Regions from separate parts of the Homo sapiens genome. Here region 1 is linked to region 2. A link is a contact called in ENCODE Hi-C or POLR2A ChIA-PET data. All regions are on one chromosome and are shown on one strand. Each heading gives the region's core, a stretch centred on a gene start or an enhancer-like site at or near the end of the contact. The rest is flanking DNA. Distances are from core to core; before and after follow the strand shown.

The links. A loop is a pair of places that touch in the nucleus more often than their neighbours do. ChIA-PET counts read pairs that join two places held with the same protein, here RNA polymerase II (POLR2A). Pooled maps may share reads with other maps.
Region 1: a pooled map shows a loop between it and region 2 (3-fold over the local background). The contact joins two enhancer-like sites. A Hi-C loop is called at or near these places in 4 of 50 pooled maps. POLR2A ChIA-PET finds 5 or more read pairs at or near these places in 2 of 52 experiments (activated B cell and activated T-cell).

What each region holds. Positions count from the first base shown.
Region 1 is chr19:41,543,702-41,548,308 of GRCh38, forward strand. No RefSeq gene overlaps it. Among named protein-coding and RNA genes, the nearest start is that of LINC01480, 11 kb to the left of the region's middle. Within about 2 kb of position 2,815, at least 13 of the 41 ENCODE cell types and tissues checked have a DNase peak (open chromatin) inside an H3K27ac peak, as active enhancers do.
Region 2 is chr19:39,938,710-39,943,552 of GRCh38, forward strand. It overlaps the pseudogene PRR13P5. Among named protein-coding and RNA genes, the nearest start is that of FCGBP, 6.5 kb to the left of the region's middle. RefSeq lists enhancers at 2,960-3,039, 3,140-3,229, 4,773-4,843. Within about 2 kb of position 2,627, at least 12 of the 41 ENCODE cell types and tissues checked have a DNase peak (open chromatin) inside an H3K27ac peak, as active enhancers do.

The DNA.
Region 1 (4,607 bases), core at 1,565-4,064, 1.6 Mb after region 2:
ACATGAAATATGAACAGCACAAATATGTACAAGTATCACTTCTCAATGGAAAAAATTACGTATAAAAAAACCAGCAGAGTTTGTGGTTGAAATATGAACAGCATGAATATGTACAACTATCACTTCTCGATGGAAAAAATTATGTATAAAAAACAACAGCAGAGTTTGTGGATGCATTGATAATGGTAAATCCTGTATGTTATGGTAAACATCTTCATGAAAACACATTTACAAACATTTTCTCTGCTGAATGGATGATCATGAAAAGGAATTTGTTATCATCACATTTGCTGGACTGAGCATAATGAAAAGGAATATACTACGATCTGGATTGTTGAACTTCCATCCAGAGAAGAAATTTACTATTGTGCTACAAGCTGCAGTAACAATCTCCTTGTGATCTCAGCAAGGCCTGCAGGGCAATTTACATCAGGACTCCTCTTTTCCTCTCCAGAACTTCACTTACCTGAGAAAGAGTGTCTTTTGATAAATAAAATATTATTAAATGAGTGTGGTCTTATGACTGTTTCCAGGGTGATTTGCAATGCATGTTGGGGTGAGTCTCTGGGGTGTGTGCTGAGGAGGGGTGGCTTTTAATCTTGAGAGAATGTATGAAAGGGAAAGAAGGTCTCCACAGCATCTGAGGGGCTAAGGACCATGACCCTGCCTGGATTTAAGAAATGGGAAGGTTTCAGAGGGTGAAATTAGGTGTTGAGTCTTGGGGGGTGTTTGAGAAGCTCCTGCCTCAGGAGTGGAAGCTCTGGGGGAAGTAAAGACAATCCTGGGTGCCTCAATGGGGCATTTCCTAATTTCAGAGAAATCAAACCAAAAACAGTGAGGAAATGGACTCCTTGAAGACTGTGGTCCATGAATATATGTAGGGAAAGGAAAGAGAGATCAGACTGTCACTGTGTCCATGTAGAAAGGAAAGACATAAGAGACTCCATTTTGAAAAAGACCTGTACTTTGAACAATGGCTTTGCTGAGATGTTGTTAATTTGTAGCTTTGCCCCAGCCACTTTGACCCAGCCACTTTGACCCAACTTGGAGCTCACAAAAACATGTGTTGTATGAAATCAAGGTTTAAGGGACCTAGGGCTGTGCAGGATGTGCCTTGTTAACAAAATATTTACAAGCAGTATACTTGGTAAAGGTCATTGCCATTCTCTAGTCTCAATAAACCAGGGGCACAATACACTGTGGAAAGCCGCAGGGACCTCTGCCCTTGAAAGCGGGGTATTGTCCAAGGTTTCTCCCCATGTGATAGTCTGAAATATGGCCTCATGGGATGAGAAGGACCTGACTGTCCCCCAGCCCAACACCCATAAAGGGTCTGTGCTGAGGTGGATTAGTAAAAGAGGAAAGCCTCTTGCAGTCGAGATGGAGGAAGGCCACTGTCTCCTGCTTGCCCCTCAGAACTGAATGTCTCGGTGTAAAACCCAATTGTACATTTGTTCAACTCTGAGATAGGAGAAAAGCTGCCCTGTGGCGGGAGGTGAGACATGTTTGCAGTAATACTGCCTTGTTATTCTTTACTCCACTGAGATGTTTGGGTGGAGAGAAACATAAATCTGGCCTGAGTGCACGTCCAGGCATAGTACTTTCCCTTGAACTTAATTATGATATAGATTCTTTTGCTCACATGTTTTTCATTGACCTTCTCCTTATTATCACCCTGCTCTCCTACTACATTCCTTTTTGCTGAAATAATGAAAATAATAATCAATAAAAACTGAGGAAACTCAGAGGCCGGTGCCGGTGCAGGCCCTTGGTGTGCTGAGTGCTGGTCCCCTGGACCCACTGTTGTTTCTTTATACTTTGTCTCTGTGTCTTATTTCTTTTCTCTGTCTCTCCTCCCACCCAACTAGAAATACCCACAGGTGTGGAGAGGCAGGCCACCCCTTCAAATATATAGGACCCAGAACCAGTCCATTGGGGAGGAAGCTTTCAAGGGACACATTTTGGCTGGGAAGGAGGACAGTGAAGCTCTCCAGCCAGGGAGGACGCCTGGCAGTCACAGTGATCTCGGAGGGGCCCTGCACACTTCCACCACTTCCGGTTCCTCGATTCCTCTCCACCACACCCATTTTCTGAGTTCTCCTGGGCACCAGGCACTGGAAGCCGTTCCTGCTCTCATTCCTCACCCCCCTTTTCTTCATTCTTCAGGGCACGACATTCTCCAACATGTTCACATCCCTCAATTTTCCTTCCCCACCTGTCTGGAGTCTGAAGCTCCAGGCACTGCAAGGATGTGAGTTGGGGACCTGTTTGTTCTCCCCGTTTTACTGGATCTTTCAGGGTCTCCATTGTCCAACTTACTAGGAGCCCTGAATGCTTGCCGACTCTACCCCATCTGCTCCATTCTGTGGGCTGTGTCCTCTCTCAAACCTCCCAGGTCTTTCAGGCCCAGGCCCCCTCCTCCACTTGCTTGTGCCCAGGCTCCTACCCAGCCTCTGCTAGGATCCAGTATTGTCAACAATAAATAGATCTCCTTGGAATCAGGGTAACTGGCAAGCTCGGTTGAAGGACGTATGAGAGGATGGAGGTGGAGAGTTCACTCTCCCAAAGTGCCCCTCACACACACACGCAATGGGGACAATGCCAGAGCCTGACCTTATTTCACAGCAAGCTGCCCAAATCTCACCTTGCTCAGTGCTGGACACTGAAAACACTGACCCTCCCAGTGAAAGCTGCTCTCCTCTGTTCTTAGTCCCCACGCCAGGCCACTCTGCATTCTGTACCCTTCCCCCAGGCTGGTGTCCCAGACCGTACTTTACCCAGAGAGCCCTGCCCTCAAACTCACTTCCTCTCCGGACAGGCTTTCTGCCTTAAGCTGCGCTTCTTCCTCGGTGGTAGCAGGAGGCCTTCCTCTCCCTCCTCCCTCTATGATTTCTTGCACCTAAATGAATCTAACCTTGCTCTCACCTTTGTCCCTTGTGCCCTAACTTCTGTTGACACCTTCATCTGGTGCCCCTGACATAACCCTGGGGCTCCTGAGCCCTGGGACATTTGTATCTAGACAACCACGAGCCTAACACCCTAAACAGACACAGGCATAGACACACACACACACACACACACACACACACCCAGCACCAAAGCTGCTCCTACCCCAGTCACACTGGAATTAGATGAAAACCCCAGGCTTTGGACTCCTTGGCTGTGAGGGTCTTCCTGGAAAGAGCCAGGTCCAGCTGCATTTTCTCATACCCTGAAATCGCACCACTACACCCCAGCCTGAGCAACAGAGCCAGACTCCATCATTTAAAAAAAAAAAAAAAGTACCCAAAAGAGTTCCAGAATAAGATAAAAATGGTTTACATACAATCTCGCTATCTGGGAATATAAAGTGCAGTTACTAAAAGCAGGGAATCTCTTTCCTGAAACTATTTCTAACTCTGTGAGGAGCTGCTAGATTCTACAGTGCCTGACAGACAGCTCTCAAGGGCCGTTTGGCTTGTGAATGGCATTTCCAAGGCAAACATCTTGTTTGAAAGCTGCTGCTCTGGTTAAAGAAGGGTCATGAAAGTCTTTTTTTTTTTCCAGTTATTTGGGTGAAGTATGTTTTTGCGAGCAAATTTACCTTTCCCTCTGCGTTCTCCACATTTTGGGTTGTGATTTTATGACAATATAGTTTGTATATTCAACTTATACATATTTATAGTGTTCAGTAAGAGCCTTTTAAAATAAAACAATTGAACACATTGGTTATTTTCACAAGACTCTAACCAAAATAGTATATTTTTAGGTAAAAACCCAGGAAAATTAACTCAAAAGTAGCCTATATGGCCGATGAATTCTTGCTGCATTTTATGCAAATTATCAGGCCAAGTGTAATAAGCCTAAAATTGATTTTGCACACAAATTGGTCTTACTGTAATTTCTCTTTAATAGGAAAAATAGGGGGCTACAGACCAACCAGGATCTTCATGAGGACCAGTGAGCACAGGAGTAGGAAAGGGGTCACTAGCATCACTGAGATGCAGGTGGTGGCCATTCCTCATAGAAAACGAGATTTTTGGGGAACCTCCCATAGTGCTGAGCTCCATAGTGCCCACGGGGATGACAGAATCTGAGAATGGCTGGGACCAGGACTTTTGTCATCAAAAGCCAGCTGGAGGGTATAGGCAGTAAAATTGGAATGCAGCAAAGGGAGGCTGACCTGCAAAGCACTAGGAGGGATCTCATAAAACCTGTTACCCTTAGAGGCAAGACAGGTGGAAAAAGAGTAAGTATGTCACTTAGTAGACATAATCAAGAGGAGCAGAAAGCCAAGGTCAGCTGTCCGCCATAGAATGTCATGATCCCTTGCTCAGTGAAGACCTGAGACAGTCCTCACACCACTATATGTTTTTCTTTTTATAACCTTTATTAAAATACAGTTTATTTTTTCATTTACTTGGCACATTTGTATAATTGTGAAATTGTTTTCTTAGTAGTTTTAGTTACATATACTCAGTATAATGTTAGCTTTTAGGAACCCCTCTTTAGTAAAAATAAAACAAAAACGTAAGCAATTTTAATTGGTAGGAGTTGCAGAGCCCACAGCAAAGGACAGAGCTGTGGAAAATGTCTGACTCTTCCCAGCACGGAGTCGGGCCGTGGCT
Region 2 (4,843 bases), core at 1,377-3,876:
TATATATATATTTATTTATTTATTTATCTATTTATTTTTTAGACAGAGTCTCGCTCTGTTGCCCAAGCTGGAGTGCAAGGGCATGATCTCGGCTCACTGCAGCCTCTGCCTCCCAGGTTCACGCAATTCTCCTGCTTCAGCCTCCCAAGTAGCTGGGATTACAGGCACCTGTGACCACGCCTGGCTAATTTTTGTATTTTTGGTAGATACGGGGTTTCACCATGTTGACCAGGCTGGTCTTGAACTCCTGACCTCAAGTGATCTATCTGCCTTGGCCTCCCAAAGTGCTGGGATTACAGGGGTGAGCCACTGCACCCAGCCTAAAATTTATATTTATAATAACATAAATTAATAAAATTAATATATATTTCTATTCTTTTATTTTCAACCTACCTATGTTGTTATATTTGGAGTAAAGTTTTTTGGAGACAGTATCTAGTTGGATCATTTTTTAAATCCACTCTACCAATCTCTGGCCTTTTATTTCATGTAAGGAGATAGACTATTTACATTTAAAGTAGTTATTGATATGTTTGGACTTAAGATTAACATTTTAATATTCATTTTCCATTTGTTCCATTTCTCATTCTTATTTTTTCTTGCATTCCTGTGAGTTACATGAGCATTTTTTAGCATTCCATTTTGATTCATATTATTTTCGAATACATAATTTGTAGAATTTTCTTAGCACTTGCTCTAGTACTACAATATACATATGTAACTGATTATAATCCAACTTATGAATATTTTACCACTTTGATTGAAGTGTTGAAACTTTACATCCATATAGATCCTTTTACCCTCCCACTTATACATATGCGTGTGTGTGTATACACATATAACTATTTTAAGTATTGTCTCTTCCTATAGACATCAGATAATACTATAATTTTTGCTTCAACCAACTACGATTTTTAAAAACTCATGAGAAGGGTAATCTGCTATAGTTATCACTATTTTTGTCCATTCTGCTGTTCTTCCTTCCTTTCTAAAGTTCTGAGCCTTTTCCTGTAATCATTTGGACTTTGGAGAACTTCCTTTAATCATTCTCTAAAAATAATTCTGCTGACGGCAAAGTCTTGTAGTCTTCCTTCATCTAAAAGCTTTTTATTTCTTCTTCATACCCCGTAGATAGTTTTGCTGCATATAAGATTCTCGGCTGGGCACAGTGGCTCACGCCTGTAATCCCAGCACTTTGGGGTGCTGAGGCGGGCAGATCACAAGGTCAGGAGTTCCAGACCAGCCTGGCCAACATGGTGAAACCCTGTCTCTAATAAAAGTACAAAAATTAGCCGGGCATGGTGGCGGGCGCCTGTAGTCCCAGCTACTTGGGAGGCTGAGGCAGGAGAATCACTGGGAGGTGGAGGTTGCAGTGAGCCAAAAGCACACCACTGCATTCCAGCCTGGAGGACAGAGCGAGACTGTCTCAAAAAAAAAAAAAAAAAGATTCTCAGCAGATAGTTATTTTCTTTCAGCACTTGAAGAGTATTGCTCCAGGCTTTCTTCTCCATGGTTTTTGATAAGAAATTTTTTGTCATTTGATCAGTGTTCCCTATAGACAATTTATAATTCCTCTCTAGCTGCTTCCAAGATAGTTTCATTGTTTGCCTTTGTTTTCATAAGTTAGTTATACTGTGTTTTGGCATGGAATCCGTCAGATTTATTCTGTTTAGCTTCTTGCATCTGTAGGTTTATGTCTTTTGCCAAATTTGGGAAGGTTTGGTCATTATTCTTCAAATATTTTTCAGCCCCACTTTCTTTTCTCCTTCTGTTAATCTGATAATACAAATGTTAGCTATTTTATAATTGTCCTGCAGGTTCTCTGAGCCCTTGTTAGTCATTTTCTGTTTCTCTTTTTTAAAGTTGATTGTCTCTCTGTTTTTTGGATTGGGTAATTTTTATTGTTCTATCTTCAAGTTCACTTCTTATTTCCTTTGTCATAGTTGCTCTGCTCTTGAGCCTTTCCAGTGAGTTTTTATTTTAGTTATTGTATTTTTCAGTTTTATCATTTTCATTTGATTCTTTAAGAACATACTTTCCATTTCTTTGGTGAGATTTTCTTTTCTTTCCCATCTTTGCAAGGAATTTCTACTTGCTTGGTGAAACATTTTTATGATGGCTACTTTAGATCTTTGTCAGATAATTCTAAAATCTTTCATCTCAGTGTTAGATTGTTGATTGGCTTTTCTCATTCAAGTTGTGATTTTTCTGGTTGTTCATATTATGTATGATTTTTAAATTATATCCTGGACATTTCTGGTATTATGAGAGGAGACCCTGGATCCTATTTAACTCTTCCATTTTAGCAGTCACTGTTTTTAGGTTAGCATGCAGGTCCTGGCCTACTTTTGTGTGCTATGATTCCAATGACAATTTAGTTTTCAGAGCCCTTGCATTATTATTCCGGTCTATTTCATTTGCCTGGTGCTGGTTGAGCTCATACCCAATTCCTGTTAGTACCACCAATGGAGGTTAAAAGCATTTTCTTGGGGCCTGCTTGGTGCTGCTACGTTAGGAGTAGGAGACACTGGCACAAAAGGGTGGAGAGTACTTCCCTGGGCTGCGTGGTGCCAGCAGGGCTCTTCCTTCATCTCTGCCATCCACTAGGGTGGGGAAAGCACCTACCTGGGTGCTTTCTGCCGCTGGATAGGGGGCTGGGGAGATGCTGGATCTAGACCACGTCCTGTCGTTGGGTGGGAAATTGAGAGATGCTGGGCCACTGAGATGTTTCTCGAGTTCTAAGGCCCTTGTCAGTTTTCCTTCTTTTTATCTTTCAGAGTCCTCTTAAGAATGTCTGTTATGTTATTCCAGGGTTTTTAGCAGAGAGGAGCCAGGAAAAATAAATCTATGTCATCTTGACAGAGATGTTACCATCATCCTGGCTTGTTGTAGTCTCCTAAGATAGAAATCAAGTGAGATTACCAGACACAGTATTAAAGAGAAAAAAAAAAAAAAGTTTGTTTCCGTTTGTGCAGAAGGGAGGTCAGCACCGTGAAAGGAAAAGGGTAGGCTGCTCCCCACAGGGAGCAAGTCGATCTGTCTTGTAGGGGTCCAGATGCCATGATGTGCCTGTCATCATGTGTTAACAAGGGATTTCTTGGCGCCTGCACAATGGTTCAACATGGTTTTTCATACATTGCATGTAATATTGGCATTTTAAATCTCTACCTCTGAGCATGATTTTTAGCATTGAAATAAGGAAATTATCACTGTAAGTTGAAACCTAAGCTGTTCCTGTGGCTTCCTGGGGAAGTCCCTAAGCCCCTAAAGCAGGAACTTGTGGTTAATAGCTTCTTGGGCCTCTGATGCTGACTGGCTGGAGGTTAGGTATAGAACAGGAATTAAAAGAAATAAAGAATGTGTAAGCAAAACTTAGTTGTATGTAAGAAAACCCAATTCCCCCTGAGGAAGAGAAAGAGCTGGAGTCCTTTAAAATTAACTGCCTGTTTTTCTATGGCTAGTGAGCCTTATCTCTCCCTTTCCCAGGCATTGTGAAGACTCTGTTTCTCTAGCTGTGCAGCTGTAAGATCACTAGACAGATAATCTCAAGTCGTAAAACATGCTGTTCCTTGAAAAAAAAATGATATAATGCATGTCTCAATTGAATGACTGTCTTTGTTTCTCACTTCTGTGATATGCTTCCCCCTGCACAGATCTCCCCCAGCCCCACGAAATGCTTAAAAGGTAGCTTGACTCTTTGTTCAGGGCTCAGTCCTTTGGATGTTAATCTGACTGGGTCGGTGCACCTGAATAATTAAATAATTCCTCCTCAACCCCACGGTCTCTCTGATTCCTTAATTATCCTGCTGCAGACAAGCTACAGCTTGAGTAAGGGGCTTTTGTTCTTTTTCACTAAACCACCTCAAAATAGGAAGCCAGCCAGCTGTCTCACTCCCAGCCAAGAGATTTCATTCTCCTTATTCTTTTTTTTTTTTTTTTTTTTTTTAGACCAGGAGAAATAACTTTATTTGAATAGGACCCGAGACAGCATATTGGGCTAAGGAGGAGAGGTAAGGTTCCAAAACCGCAGTCAAAGCTCATCAACCAAATGGACTCTACTTCCCAGCAACCTTGCAGTTAGTGCAACCAACAAAAGGCCTGCTGGGGAATGTATTTGCCACTAAATCCCCCAAGTATGCCAACATTACAAAAAAGATAGAGGTTTTTCATCATAATTGAATTTCCACAAACCTCCCCAATCACAAGTATTATAAGTGGAAGTAAAAAATCACATTTTACAGATCTCAAACTTGTCTTCAACATTTAGTTCATCATCTTCAAAAAATAGCTCCCCTGCCTAATTCATTAGCTATATGATCTCTCCAAGCAGCAACAAGATGGCCAGGCCATGGCAATCCTCTTCCTATTTCCCCTAGCCACTCAGGGCTCAACAGCAGGGTGAGGCTCAGGTGGAGGTAGGGGGTGGGGAGCACAAGGGCTACATTCCCCCAGTACAACGTGGCATCTGAAGCTTGATGGGAGAGCAGAACTGGTGGGACTTGAGGGAAGGGTCCAGGGCCTGTATTCAGTCAGAATCACTGCTGGAAGAGGAGGAGGAAGAGGAGGAATGCTTGTCATGCTTGTGGTACTTGTGGTGCTTTTGGTGCTTGTGCATCTTTTTATGAGCTTTCTTCATTTTCTTCTGCATCTTCTTGTCCACTATCACTGCTGGTCCAACCATGCCAGGAGCCAAGGGATTCACAGGAGGGATTCCAGGGGCAGGCGGTGGGTATGGAGGAGGGTAGGGACCCAACGGTTGGCATCCTGGATACCCTGGCTGTGGCACAGGATGAGGGGGCCCACCTGGGGGGAAAGCTGGATTGCCATGGGGAGCTCCTGGGGG